2 separate regions of the Homo sapiens genome follow, and region 2 is linked to region 1. The links are chromatin contacts, found by Hi-C in ENCODE. All regions are on one chromosome and are shown on one strand. The core of a region is the stretch at or near the end of the contact, and the rest is flanking DNA. Distances in the headings are between cores, read along the strand shown. Region 1 holds the start of PPP2R5E (protein phosphatase 2 regulatory subunit B'epsilon). Region 2 holds the start of MED6 (mediator complex subunit 6).

Region 1 (7,572 bases), core at 2,306-4,805:
TACATCATGTCACACTACAGAATCCAACTCCTGGGCTCAAGTGATGCTCCGACCTCAGCCTGTGGAGTAGTTGGGACTGCAGGCCTGTGACATTGTGCCTGGCTTCCAAACTTCTTTTTTTTGAGACAGGTTTTCACTTTCTCTCCCAGGCTGGAATGCAGTGGCATGATCATAGCTCACTGCAGCATTGACCACCTGGGCTCAGGTGATCTTCCCACCTCAGCCTCCCAGTAGCTGGGACAACAGGAGCGTGCCACCAGGCCTGGCTGATTTTGAAATTTTTTTCGTAGATAAGGGGTTTCACGATGTTGCCCAGTCTGGTTTCAAACACCTGGGCTAAAGTGATCCACCCTCCTCAGCCTCCCAAAGTGCTAGGATTACAGGCATTAGCTGTGACATCCAGCCAAAAAAATTCTTCCAAATATATGTGTATTTGTCCATAAAGTATAGACATACGCTACCATCATTAGCTTAACTCAATCAACATATACACTTAGAATGAAGTTCAATTCTTAATAACAGTGGATGTAGGCTGGGTGCAGTGGCTCACGCCTGTAATCCCAGCACTTTGGGGGGTCGAGTGGGGTGGATCATTTGAGGTCAGGAGTTCGAGACCAGCCTGGCCAACATGGTGAAACCCCGTCTCTACTTAAAATACAAAAATTAGCCAGGTGTACATGCCTGTAATCCCAGCTACTTGGGAGGCTGAGGCAGAAGGATTGCTTGAACCCGGGAGGTGAAGGTTGCAGTGAGTCGTTTGCGCCACTGTACTCCAGCCTGGGCGACAAAGCGAGACTCCATCTCAAACAACAACAACAACAACAACAACAACAACAACAACAACAACAACAACAACAGTGGATGTAAATTTACATTTCAAGTAGCCTTGATTTTTTTTCTAGTCAAAATTTGATTGAATTTATTAGATTGGTATTTTACTTTTGAAAAGTGGCTGTCAAAGATTTGATACTGGGCTGGGTGTGGTGGCTCATGCCTGTAATCCCAGCACTTTGGGAGACCGAGGCGGGTGGATCACAAGGTCAGGAGTTTGAGAACAGCCTGGCCAACATGGTGAAACCCCGTCTCTACTAAAAATACCAAAAAAAAAAAAAAAAAAAGAAAAAAAAGATTTGATACTGAAGAGTCAGTTCTAACATTTTCTTCTTGTTCTCCCGTGGTTTATTTGCAAAGGACTCATAGAGTCATTTGTCTGTTTTATGAGGGTTAGTTTAATTAAACTTAGATAATATAATCAGTAAGTCCACTTAGTTGAATCCAGAAACTGCAATAAGAAACCGCAATAAGTCATATGTTGTCAGGGGCTGATTGGGTGGGCCCACCACTGCCAACCCCTAGGAATGGGTAACTCCCACTTTTCCCTGAGGACATCTCCTATGCTGTTCTAGGCCAAGGCACCATTCCATGGACTGAGGGCAGAGCCATTCACTCTATATAAAATAGTAGTTGACCGTAATGCCTTTTAGATTAAAATTAAATGTAAATATATTTCCTAATACTTTCTTTTACTGCATCCGAAATAGATTGTCTTGCACTATTCTTGGAGTACCGAAATCCCTGGGATACATGGGAGAAATTACTGGTCCAGAGAACAATTTCTCACATAGGCAAGGATGTTTCCATTTTAAAAAACCTGCTCATTTCAGTTGCTCAGCCATTTTATAGAAAGTGAAATGACTTTGAAATGAATTGTCTTTATAGAGATCCATAATTTGCAAGCAAAATCCCCACTCTATGACATGTTCTAAGCAACAGCTGTGAGAATTTCAAACGTGCACTATGCTTTTAACAGTTCAACTGTTGCCAAGGGAAATTGAATTGGCTTCAAAATCTTCCTTGGTTTTAATTCTGAATTTACCCTCAATCAAAGATTGAAGAAAACAGGTCCTTGGCTGGGACACTGAACTTTCATGAAGACTGTACAGGATATTGAGATATGGAAAATTTAAGGTTCTTGAGGGTAGGAACTAGACTGCTGGTATTCTATAGTTCATACTTAGTGGTGATGAACTTTATCACGGCAAAAGTGGGCACTAGCCATACAGTGGCCAATCATCTGGAGTCAGTAGGGGGAGACTGCTTCCATCTAAGAGTCATCTTTTCGTTTTCCATTTCAGTTCAAAGCAGGAATATTTTTATCTTTCATGGCACAAAATTATTTTTCCACTCAAGAGCCATTTCTGGGAGTGTGCAAAGAAAATTTCAAAACTCTAGTGTTTAACAACACAAACAGGAGAAATGCAAATGCATTTTTCGTTGTCACTTGTACATATGGTACATATAGTTTTATTTATATATAGCTCTATTCCCTAACCGTATCGAAAAGATGATATAATGCTGAGGGAAAAAACTAGGCTACAGATCGACACACATTATTAACATAAAGAGAAAAAATACTAAAAGGAAGTATGCAAATACTGTAAGTGGTTATCTCTGAGTTGAGAAAATAAGAATGTTAATTTTTTTGTCCCCCCCCCCAATTTCTAAGTTTTGAACAACTGGTACTCTGACGTTTGTAGTTAGCATTAATAATTTCTTTCTTCCTTTTTTCCTCTCAAAAAATGTACGTAGGGTGCATTCAAATACATTAATCCAAGAATATTATCTGGAAATGTACCATTTGGCCGTCTGCATTCACCAAGCATGCAAACACATCTCCAAATATCTCATCACTTGTTCTAGATAGATTTAAGTAGTCTTCTCCATTAACTCTTTCGGGTCCAACTTGCCAATTAAAATCTCGAAACTCCTAGTTTGGAGCTGGGTCTTTCCGAGCTCTGAGCAGTCGGCTGACTGGCGGGTTATTCTGAATGAATAGACTGCAAACTGTGGCGACAGCGTTCCCACCTGCATTAATTAAACGAGCGCTGGCTTCAACGCTACAGGGGTCTGATATTCAAAACAGACGTTTAAGGAAAAGGAGATGAGGTGAGAGAAAATTCGAAGAAGGTTCAGCGGAGAGCGACTGCTGGGGGTTTCAAGGGGCCCATTTACACAAGCAGTGGCACACCGGCACGGGCGGGGGATCTTATTCCTGCCTACGCATCACAGGGTCCCGTCCAGAGTGGGACTCCCCAAACCCTGAGGGGCCACACTAGCTGCAGGGCGGGATCAAGTCTCCGGGGCTCCCCGACCCTTAGACGACCCGAGCCCTTGGAATCCTCCGGTCCAAGACGACCGCCGCCCAAAGGCTCCGCACAGCACGGAAAGCCAGCCCGCTGATCCGCTAGTCGCACACCTCCCGGAATTAAAGAGCTCCTCTCAGGCCCAGCGGCTTCTCACTTCAGCTTGCCCCACTGCCGGGCGGAAGCGGCGGCTGCACCGCCCGAGATCGCGGCTGCATCCGGGTTCCTCAAGCTTCGGCCCAATCCTCGACCTTCTCTCTTCCCACCCTCCCGTTTCTCCGCCCTCCTGCCGCCAATCCCTGATCAGGTCTCAGCCGAACATGCTGTCAGGGGAGTGAAGGCGGATACTGGCCAATGAGGCCTCGCTTCCCGTTTGAAGTCTCCAGTGGGCGGGCGCCGGAGGCGGGCGCTGCTGGCCAGAAGGTTCGGTTGCGCGTGTGCCATGGACTCAGCCGCCCGGTGATATTGACAATAGGAGAGAGAAAGGGGCATTGACTGGGACCCACCGCGGGTAGCGAAAGGTGGCTCTGGCAGCGGCGGCTCCAGCTCCTGCGGCTCCTCCTCCTTATTCTGTCCCCTTCTCTTGCTGCCGCTGCAGATCCAGTCTTCCTCCCTCCCTTCCCCCCCTCCCCACGTCGTCGCCGCCGCCGCCGGGTCCGGGGCAACGAGCTGAGGCGCCGCCCGCCAGGAATGTGAGCGAGGAGCCACCGGCGGAGCCGCAACGGGGTCGGTGCCGATTTGATGGGACGGGCCCGCGGGGGAGGATCGTGAGGCCGCCGCCGCCACCGGAACGCTGAGGTTCGGGTCCGGCCGTGAGGCCTAGAGGCTCCGCCGCCGCGGAACCGGAGGGACCCCGTACCGGACAGCCGTCGCCCCAGGCTCCCCGCAGCTGCCCGGACCTCCCCCTGCACGTCCCGGTCCCGCCGCCCGCCCCCGCTGCGGCCACCTCGCCCGTCTCCCGCCCCTCCAAGCCACAGATCATCTTTGGATTCTTCCCCAGAAGCTTCAAGGTAACTTAGTCCCTCCAGCACCGCGGCTCGCCCGCTTCCCTTCTTCCTCCCGGTCCTCCTGGGGAACCTATGGGGCACCGGCCTTGGGAAGGCCTGGCCGGGCAGGCGAGGGGTGCGGTGGGGTGGGGTGCGGGAGCGGGAGCGCCCGTCCCACTTGTCTGATTTACCTACAAATGCTTCTGATGATACCTCTCATTCACTCTGCCCCCTCCCCCCTTTTTCTCCACCTTCTGGGATTGGAGGCGTTTTCTTGCCCCCCTTTATCCACTGGCGGGGGCGGGGAATAAAGAGGGGTTTGGTGTGAGGAGGATTCTCTAGCAGCTTATCGTCTCCAGGGCTTGGGGTGTGGGTTAGGAGCAAAGGGAGTATGTAAGCATCCCCACAGACAAACCCCTTCCCTGTCTTTCCCTACTTCCCCTTACCCCCTTTGGATTATCCTGAGCCATGGAAATGCCCCATGCCTGCTGATTAGAGGATGATAAAGCTTCGGGAGCCCTGGCCCAGGGCGAAACCTGTTTCCCTGGGCTTTGCACGGACCCGCTGTTACCTTACGTTCAGTTTTGCAGTGCTTCAGGGTTGCGATCCTTGACGTTTATTCTGGGCCTCGGGCATAAGGGGTAAATGATTTTTTTAAAAGCTACCTATATATCGTCTGTAGAGATGAGAGATAAGGAATAAAGAAGAGACGAAAAGAGTGATGGAGGAAGAGGATTTACTGAAATGTTGTAGTGTTAGAGTTAGAGTGAAGTCTAAATAATTCACATACCCGAATGGAAAATCGGCCCCTAAATTTACAACGTACAAATAAGATGTGGAGCTTTTGGCTGATGCAGTCATTTTGATATTTTAAAGTGATCTTAACATCTATAGTCATTCATAGTTTGTGATTCTATTTTGAATCCATCACATTATATTAAGGCTAAATTAGGTAGATTTTTAAAAACTTTTTTTTTTTTAAAGAAAACCAAAGAAGACTTCCAAATTCCAAACGTCAACATCATATGTGTGCATGTGTTTTAAAATGTTTTTGTTATTTTTACATTGTCAAAATCCACGTAATCCAGGTAACTTTTTATTCTCACGTGTTCAGGAAGAAATTCCCTTACTGTTTTATTTAGAAGTTAAAAACCACTTGTCTTGTCTATTGGAATGACAGGTGAGTAATTGCATTTCAGCATTTCCCCCATATGCATTCTTTCTATCCGAGTCTGCCATTAGTCTTGCATGAAGCCTCAGTGCCATGGAAATGATGGCATCTGTTTAATTTGGTGAATGAAATTAAGCTTAACGCTTGTTACTTTCAGGAAATAGCCTTCATTTTAATAACTCGAGAGGGTTAAACAATTCAAAAGTGCTATTCAGTTCCGTAAGTTTGATGGAATGAAAATTGGTATTTGATGATGAACTTCAAGGTCTAAACCTCAAGGGAACTCAACTTGGTTGTTTCAGTAGGCTGTGAATTTATGTTTTCAGTTCAACTTTGGTGCTTGATTTTCTCATAGTTTTTATTAAGCGTTAATAACGTAAGGTGGCTTCATTCAAAAAGAAGACTTATTTGAAATATTTTAATTATGCCTTTTATGTGTTTTGTTTAAAGTAATCTAGCCTGTCCTCATTTGCAGTGTGGTATAGTTTATCATAGCTAACATAGCACATCCCATTAAAAGTTATGCCTAGATAGTTTCAGTAGTAGTAAATTTCACCTTGCTGTGATACATTGGTATAGATTCTTGAAGTACACTAAGGGTTTTTCAACTCCAGAACCCATTCATAATATTAAGTATCTTGGGAAAATGTATCAATGGAAGTTTTCCAGTTACAGAATAGCTCCAAAAATTACTTGAAGATGTGAAGAGCTTTGCAGTTAGAAAATGGGCAGGCAGCATAGATTTCTTTAAGCCTAGATGAGTATCTTTAATGCTTATAATGGAGTGGCACAATACATTAGAGTTCTCATATTGTTTCCGTGATACTTAAATTATTTTCACTAAATTTTCATGTTTTCCTGTTAACATATGACTTTTCTTTTCTTTGTTTGTTTCTTTTTTTTTTTTTTGAGAAGGAGTTTTCCTCTTGCTGCCCAGGCTGGAGTGCAATGGCATGATCTTGGCTCACCACAACTCCGCCTCCCGGGTTCAAGTGATTCTCCTGCCTCAGCCTCCCGAGTAGCTGGGATTACAGGCATGCGCCACCATGCCTGGCTAATTTTTGTATTTTTTTTTTTTTATTAGAGATGGGGTTTCTCCATGTTGGTCAGGCTGGTCTCGAACTCCCAACCTGAAGTTATCTGCCCGCCTTGGGATTACGGGTGTGTGCCACTGTGCCTGGCTTTTTTTTTTTTTTTTTTTGAGATGGACTCTTGCTCTGTTGCCCAGGCTGGAGTGCAGTGGTGCCATCTTGGCTCACCGCAACCTCCGCCTCCCAGGTTCAAGCGGTTCTCCCTTCTCAGCCTCTTGAGTAGCTGAGATTACAGGTGCATGCCACTGCGCCTGGCTAATTTTTGTATTTTTAGTAGACACAGGGTTTCACCATGTTGGCCAGGCTAGTCTCGAACTCCTGACCTCAAGTGATCCACCCACCTCGGCCTCCCAAAGTGCTGGGATTACAGGTGTGAGCCACCGGGCCCAGCCCTTTTTTTTTTTTTTTTTAAAGGACGGAATCTCACTCTGTCACTCAGGCTGGATGGAGTGCAATGGCGGGATCCTGGCCCACTGCAACCTCCACCTCCCAGGTTCAAGCGATTCTTTCACCTCAGCCTCCCGGGTAGCTGAGATTACAAGCACCTGCCATCATGCCCGGCTAATTTTTGTAATTTTGTAGAGACTGAATTTCACCATGTTGTCCAGGTTGGTCTTGAACTCCTGACCTCAAGTGATCCACCCATCTCAGCCTCCCAAAGTGCTGGGATTACAGGCGTGAGCCATTGCACCTGGCCAAGATAAGACTTTTCTTAACTGATTTTATTTTCTTTAGCACATATTCCCATTTTCATGAATATTGTATATGGGAATTTTAGAATTTGTATAACTCACATGTATGCTTCCACCTTGGGAATGTATGGGTTTATGATACTTCTTTCTCTTCAGTAGGGATATGTCCTCAGCACCAACTACTCCTCCATCAGTGGATAAAGTAGACGGATTTTCTCGGAAGTCCGTCAGAAAAGCCAGACAGAAGAGGTCGCAAAGTTCCTCACAGTTTAGGTCTCAAGGCAAGCCTATTGAGTTAACACCTCTGCCGCTGCTAAAAGGTAAGGCTCATGACCAGGTGATGCATTCTTTTTCAATTGATCTTTCTACATCTATATATAATTTCCTTTTTGTAGAGTTTTATATGTGTTGCAAATTGAAGGGATGGGATACTTCACATACATTGAAGTTACTAATGTGTGACCAAATATACCCACTCTCCTTTTTAAA
Region 2 (7,572 bases), core at 2,217-4,716, 7.1 Mb before region 1:
AAAATACTTTCCTGATAGGACACCAAACAAAATATAACCATGTTGTTTTTATTTAGAATATTAGTATAAATAAAGTTGTGCGTTTGGCATCATTCTAACATCAGGAGAGATTTTAAGAATTTTCTTATAACTTCCCATAAATCAATTTCCATTAACAATTTCATATTTCATTTATTATTGAATTAATGAAGTTTATTATTTATCTGAGGGCCATCATATCATCCATTCATTTATACATGAATTTGTTCATTCAACAAATATTTGTTGAACAGCTACTATATCAAAAACACCCTGCCAGAGACTAAGTAAGTAACACCAGGCAAACACAGACATGACCATGTCCTCACAGAGTTTACAGTCTAGAGAATTTTTTTTTAGAAAAGAGTCTGAATTCAGGCCAGGCAATTATAGAGGTATTCCTATAAGGAAGGGCACACATTTCTATAGGTACAGAGTGGGATGACATGACGTGTAAATTTAGAATATTGGAGAGAATGTTAGAGAAAGAAAAACGTAGTAACGAGGATCATGGTGTCAGGTATTTAAAGGGAGCGTGTGTGAAGGAAAGCTGTTTTTCTAGATGGTGATCTTATGGAGGAAGATGAGTACCACACATTATCAATTATCCATGAGCATCATTTCATCTTTAACCAATCAGAAATCATTCCCACTTCCATACTGAAGATCTTGTTTTTTCTCTTTTACTTGCATTCTCACATATTAAATTATCTAAGTTTCCAAATCCTAAAGCCTCAAAAGGTCATACTGTATATAGTGGAGGCAGGTACACATTTTAATATATCCTACAGAAAATAGATTACACCAGTATTACTGATTTTATGGAGGAGACAGTACATAGCAATTTTGTGTGCATGTGTGTATTTTTAACATAATAAAATCTTATTTCTTGCTTTGGATCCAGTTTAGGTCAGCAAGGTGGCTCAGCACCTGTGGTCAGTCATTCAGAGACCCCAGCCCCCCAACTCCCCATCACCACCACTTTCAATCCATGACCTTAGGTTTCTCTGGCATCTAGCTGGTGAATACAGAGAGAGAAAGTGAAGATGGAACCAGTGTTTTTCACTGTCTTGGCCTGGAGGTAACACTTATCACTTCCATTCACAGTCCCTTGATGAGAACTGGCTATGTAGCTCCATCCAGGTGCAAGGGTGGTGGAAAATATAGCTTAGCTGTATACCCAAGTAGATAATAAGTTTGGTGAAAAGCTAGCTCATCTGCCTCAGTCCGTCTCCTCATTTAAAAATGGGAGTAATAGCTTCTGCCTCATAAAATTGTTTTGAGGGAACAACTAGATAGTTCGTCAAAGTGCTTAGCACAGTGCCTCGTCCATAGTAAGTGGCTCAATAAGCACAACAAATACTTTTGACATCCATAAACAAATTTCCAGTCAGAACCTTTGTGGCATTCTACTCATTCAAATCTTTTAATAGCTTCCTATGTTCTTTGAATAAAAAATAAATTATTGACCAGGCTCTCTATCATCTGGCCCCTGCCTTCATTCCCAGTCTCTTTTCCCATCATTCATCCTTCACTCATACAACCCGGCTTACACTGGCCTTTCTGTGGTTCTCAGACCAACCCCTTTCCCACTGTAGGGTCCATGGTCCCCTCTGTCTGATATGCTTGTGCCCCAGCTCTTCACATGAGTGATTTGCTTTCATCTTCCAGGTCTCATCTCAGGTATCACTTCCTCAGAGAGGCCTGTCCTGACTGTCCTACCCAAAGTGGCTTCCTCCCTATCTTGTCTTCTCTTGTTTTTGTTACCACACTTTTTAATTTATATTTCTTTATTAACTGAAACAATTAATATAAAAGAAATAGAGATGGGATCTCGCTATCTTGACCAGGCTGGTCTCCAGCTCCTGGGCTCAAGCAATCCTCCCATCTTGGCCTCCCAAAGTGCTGGGATTACAGGCGTGAGCCACCTTGCCCTGTCTTCCTCAAGTTATCTTTCTAAAATGGAAGCTTGATCACATTTCTCCCATTGCCTACAAAATAAAGGTTGAGCTTCCAGGTCTTATTTACCATGCATACCATATGTTTTATTATCTACAGATCTGCATTCTGTCACTATTCTTCCTAATCTCCTTCTAGCCTAATCAAAACACAAGGAAACAAAAAACTAGAAAAACAAAACAAAAAGCTTTATGGATCACACTTTTTATTGGACACGATACTCTTCCTTTTTGCAATGTCCTCCCACTAGGCTCCCAACCAGGCCCTCCTGAAAAATTCTCTCTCAAAACTTTACTCTGTGCATGCACATACTTCTGTTGGGACACCTATTTTATACATACCATCTCAGGCAGAAAATTCCCAAACTGAAATGTACAGGCAACGTACTTTTATTCTACGGAGTTAACAAATTTTTAATTCCTTGTCTATGAGGTTGAAAATCCCAATTAAATTTCTGGTCTTCCCCTCTTGCTCCTGGGTTGTGGTTAAATTCTTGGGGAGTCTTCACAGTACCTAAGTTTTGGAGAAGATGTAGGCACCCGCCCTCATCCCTCCTTCAGATTTTGGCATCCTCTTCCTAGTATCTGTGTGTTGTTTGCATATTTCTGTATCGTTTTGCTTTTACAGAGCCACACTGAAGCTTGAGAATCTGAGGCTTTCTGTAGCTTCCCCGTACACAGAATCATTCCCTCTTTGGAGCCTTGCTACCTACTCCAGACTACTTGGAATGCAGACATTTGCTCATTACTCTGGGACCCAGGGGTATTCCCTTTCTCTTAATCTTATTAATATTTCACTTCAGAAGCATTTCCTGTGTTGTGAAATTTTTCTCAGAGGCTTCTTTAATTGGTTTAGATTTTTAATGGATTTAGTCACATAAAAGCCAATGACTCCCAAATTCTTAAGTCCTGTCCCATCCCAATACCTGAGGCAGGGAGAAAAATATAAATGACCATCGTTCCTAAATCTGATAGCTCAGTGGATACACCCGGGGAGCTTTTAAAATTAAGAGACACTCCCAAGCACAACTCTACAGCATCAGAATTTGTTTTCTTGACGATCACAGACGATCAAGGCAGAATTCTTCCATCAGTGGTGGGCGTGGGGCGGGACTCCACTCGGTCTTTCTGTCCTCTAAGTCTTCTAATTTTTTTCCCAGTAATCCGCCCTCCCGTTCTCCTTCTTTGGCCCATCCCTCTTCTAGTCTTTCCCTGCTCCCCTGCACCAATCTTTCTGCGTCCCGTCCCCTCCCATTCCCCTACCCCACCCCACCCCACCCCACCCCACGTTTCCCGCCTCCCGCGCCTCTCCCGCTTTCCGCCCCCTCGCGTCTCCTCCCCTCCCACCCGCACCTCCACCCCCTGCCTCTCTCCTGCCCGCCCCGCCCCCTCTTCCGCTCTACGTCCCTCCTCACCCATGCGCACTCTCTTCAACCCGCTGCTTCCGGCGGCCTAGGCTTACGTTTACTTTGCGCCGGAAAGAGAACCTGTAAACGCTCTCGGAATTATGGCGGCGGTGGATATCCGAGGTATACTGTATTGCTATATTTTGTCTCTTGATTGTCTGTGGACCAGTTTGGGATGTTATAGCTCGCGGTTTCAAGGTTTAGGTTCCTTTGTGTGAAGTCTCAAGCTTTTTTGAGTGGTTTTTGTGGACAACCCAAGGCTGTGATCTAGCGAAACGTTGACGAGTTTTTTTTTTTTTCTGAGTTCTTGGAGCGTCTCTTGGAAGCGTCGGAGAGAAGGGGTTGGAAGAAGCTCTGGGTTTTGAGCTTTCAGAGCTGGAGTTTTGTTCTACACACGTATCTCTGCAACAACATTAGGGCTATTCTATTGGAGTGAAGGAATGGCGTTTAGGCAGAGAAGGGAATGGGGTAATAAGCCAACTTGATTTGATTCATCTCTTGGGACTTGGCATGGTGGCTGCCTAATTCTTTAGACCGCGCCACACGGGTCCCTGAGCATGAATCCCAGATATTTTCTTTTTTTTTGAGTCGATAATACTTTACATCGAACGTCCAGCAATTATTATGGGCAGGGGTCGTATTTTTTTCACAGCTGAACTGCAGAAGTACTCAAATATTGAATCAGTCAGTGAATAAATGTATGGAGATGTCACCCCTTAACTGCTGCTTGATCTTGGGGAGCATGTAGAGTTGTTTTTGTGTATATAGTACTTGATTTTTAAAGGGAGATGTTTGAGATGCCTTTTTTTAATATTAACTGGATTGGGGTCTAACACATTTATTACAAATATTCTCATTTATACTTATCTGGCGATCTGCAGCACTTCTGGATCATGATTTTACATACGTGTCTTTCATTATTTATTTCATCACTTGCTGATGGTTAGAATGCTGTTAGAATGCTTGGGCTATGTCAACATGTTGCCTTGCTACAGAATAAAAAAGAGAAATATTTAGTTTATAAAATGTTTTACTTATAATTCAGATTGTTAGGATCATGGCAAAGACTCTAAAATAAGAGTGTGTTTGGTGTGTTAAAGGAACAGCAAGGAGGTCAGTGTGGCTGGAGGGTAGTGAGAGAGGATGTGGGAAGGAGATGAAGTCAGAAAGGTGTTGAAAGCTATGATAAGGTCTTTGGCTTTTCCTCTGAGTAAAACGCAGAGCCATTGGAGGGGTTTCCATCAGAGGAATGATGTGATCTGACTTTTTTTTAGGACTACATTGGCTGCTGGGAACAGTGTAGGAGGGCAAGGGTAGAATTAGGAAAACCAGTTAGGAGGCCATTTCTGAAAATGTTATTTCCTGGCCTGTTGTGTATTTGGTTATTGCATGATCCAGTTATGATGAACTATCTAAATGGTCTATACTAATTATTTGGTTATTAACGCACTTCATCTGTCTCCTCCTTTATTTTATAGCACACAAAGTACATTTTACCTTTATATAATTTTTCTCGGTTGAGTCACTTGGCTCAAAACTGCCTGTCACCTTGAATTAGGTCTGACTTCTTTGAAGATGCCTGAGGTAATGACAGTATAAGAGAGATTGAAGTTTTTCAACCAGTATTGTATAGGCATTTTGATGTTCATGATTTACACCTAGTGGTGTTCAGTACAGTCAGTGGTATGAAGCATCATGAAAGCCAATAGCCAATACAAGCTCATTTATTAAAAGTATCTAGCTCTATCATGTCTTTTTAAAAGCTATGATTTAATTCTACGCTAAATATGAAACCGTGTGGCTGTAGTTAAGGGAACTCTACTTCCTGTTTATCCCTTAGCTTTTACATCATTATCATCTCATCTACAATAATAGCTTCCTAACTTCTCTATCCCTAATTGAGAGATCTCAAACTGGTAGCTATAGATGTGTTCTCTTGGGCATACATGTTATTTGAAAATTTTGAATTCCTTGCCAGCATTAAGGATTTCCAATAAAAAAAAAAGTCCTTTCTAAATTTTAAATCTTATCACTTCTTCACCTAATGAAATTATTCTCTAAAGATATAATATACTTTATATTTTTACACCTCTGTATATACATTCTCTCTGCTTGGAATTACTTTGCCCTTTTCTCTGTGTAAGTTTTTATTTATTCTTTAACATACCGTGCTAAAACCCACCTTCTCTCCACATGAAAAATGATTTTCGTTTCCCCAGGTCCTCTGTAGTCTCGTAACACATTTCTTCATGTCTTTTTTTTTTGAGACGGAGTCTCGCTCTGTCGCCCAGGCTGGAGTGCAGTGGCGCGATCTCAGCTCACTGCAACCTCCGCCTCTTGGGTCCAAGTGATTCTCCTGCCACAGCCTCCCGAGTAGCTAGGATTACAGGTGTCCACCACCATGCCCGGCTAATTTTTTGTTTTGTTTTTTTTCTTTTTTTGAGACGGAGTTTCACTCTTGTTGCTCAGGCTGGAGTCCAATGGTGTGATCTCGTCTCACCACAATCTCCGAGACCTTCTGGGTGCAAGCGATTCTCCTGTCTCAGTCTCCCAAGTAGCTGGGATTATGGGCATGCACAAACACGCCAGGCTAATTTTGTATTTTTAGTAGAGACGGGGTTTCTCCATGTTGGTCAGGCTGGTCTCAAACTCCCAACCTCAGGTGATCCACCTACCTCAGCCCCCTAAAGTGCTGGCATTACAGGCTGAGCCACCGCACCCGGCCAGAATTTTTTGTATTTTTAGTAGAGACAGGGTTTCACCATGTCTTTATCATAAGACTTAATCATGTTATTGCTTTCTTGCATAATCTCTTCTGTTACATCATGAGAGTGTGTTGGTTAGGATCTATGTCATCCTTATATTCATAGTGCCTACTACATTTGATGTATAATAAATGTTTGTTGGATTGGATTCTTTCTATTTTTCTAATCCTTTATCATTTTGTTTTCTTTCCCATAGACAATCTGCTGGGAATTTCTTGGGTTGACAGCTCTTGGATCCCTATTTTGAACAGTGGTAGTGTCCTGGATTACTTTTCAGAAAGAAGTAATCCTTTTTATGACAGAACATGTAATAATGAAGTGGTCAAAATGCAGAGGCTAACATTAGAACACTTGAAGTAAGTTATTTTAAGAAGGTGGCACTTTTTCCAAATACAAGTTTTGCAATGAACAGTTCTTTCAAACTGTGGATCATGAAGTGCAGAGTAGAACTTTTAGAAGAAAAACTGGAGTTTTGTTTGGGTTTATGCAAATTTGACATGCAGGGTAACTATTAGTATTCACTTTTAACAGAGGTCTTTTCTGTATAACTTCATAATGTTTAATTACAATATAACAGGTTTAGATTTGGATCTGATGAGTGATTTTGGCAATGCTACTGTTATTCTCAACCAGGCAACTATAATTATTGTCTCTTTTATATCTAGTTTATATTACAAAAGTATTTGAAACAACTGTTGATATAATTTTCCTGTTAGCTACATATTGAGGAGGAGCTTATAAAATTAAATATCTGTTATATTTTAAATGGCTTTTGTTATGGGGCAAATACAGCTATTGAGACAACTTATTGTTGCTTTTAAACATAATCTGTCAGGTAAAAAAATTTGTTGGGATGAGGATAAAGTTTTTGATGTTTTCTAGTTTGGTAATATATATAGTTGTGTCTTCATGTTTATTTTTATATTTTGTATGTATTCGTAGATTTGGTCAGGAAGCATCATGGCATTTTGATTGCCTTTTTGAAACGGACACTCTTTGGTGTACTTTCCTGACTGAAAATACTTAGATTTAAATTTATAATACATTGTTGTAGAGAAATTTTGTTGTTTAGAAACAAGTCTTACTTTATCTATATGCCACCTGTCTGGGAAAACAGCCAATTTTACTCAACAGCCAGATTATAACACCAAACATAGGCAGTTTTAATCCTATTTAAAGTGTTGCTGCATTTTTATATAATAATTTGAATGTCTTATAAAATTATTTGTAGGGCGTTTATAGATCTTTGGATGTCTGTGTTCTGTTTTCAGTCAGATGGTTGGAATCGAGTACATCCTTTTGCATGCTCAAGAGCCCATTCTTTTCATCATTCGGAAGCAACAGCGGCAGTCCCCTGCCCAAGGTAAAATGTGTAAACTTTAGGCATTGTTTTCTTTTTAAAATACCATAATTTATTTACTTCCT

Evidence for each region. Hi-C counts contacts between places; a loop is a spot of excess contacts on that map. Pooled maps may share reads with other maps.
Region 2: a pooled map shows a loop between it and region 1 (10-fold over the local background). The contact joins the promoter of MED6 here to the promoter of PPP2R5E in region 1. A Hi-C loop is called at or near these places in 2 of 50 pooled maps.

Annotation. Positions count from the first base shown.
Region 1 is chr14:63,539,360-63,546,931 of GRCh38, reverse strand. It overlaps PPP2R5E (protein phosphatase 2 regulatory subunit B'epsilon), which reads left to right and starts at 3,555. Exons shown (of 14, transcript NM_006246.5): 1 at 3,555-4,153; 2 at 7,240-7,403. The coding sequence starts at 7,247. It overlaps LOC112268140 (loricrin-like), which reads right to left and starts at 4,148. Exons shown (of 1, transcript NR_158218.1): 1 at 2,268-4,148. RefSeq lists enhancers at 2,073-2,152, 3,240-3,449, 2,512-3,503 and silencers at 3,740-3,879, 3,920-4,059.
Region 2 is chr14:70,596,549-70,604,120 of GRCh38, reverse strand. MED6 (mediator complex subunit 6) reads left to right here and starts at 3,466. Exons shown (of 8, transcript NM_005466.4): 1 at 3,466-3,505; 2 at 6,344-6,503; 3 at 7,419-7,510. The coding sequence starts at 3,484. RefSeq lists an enhancer at 2,765-3,964.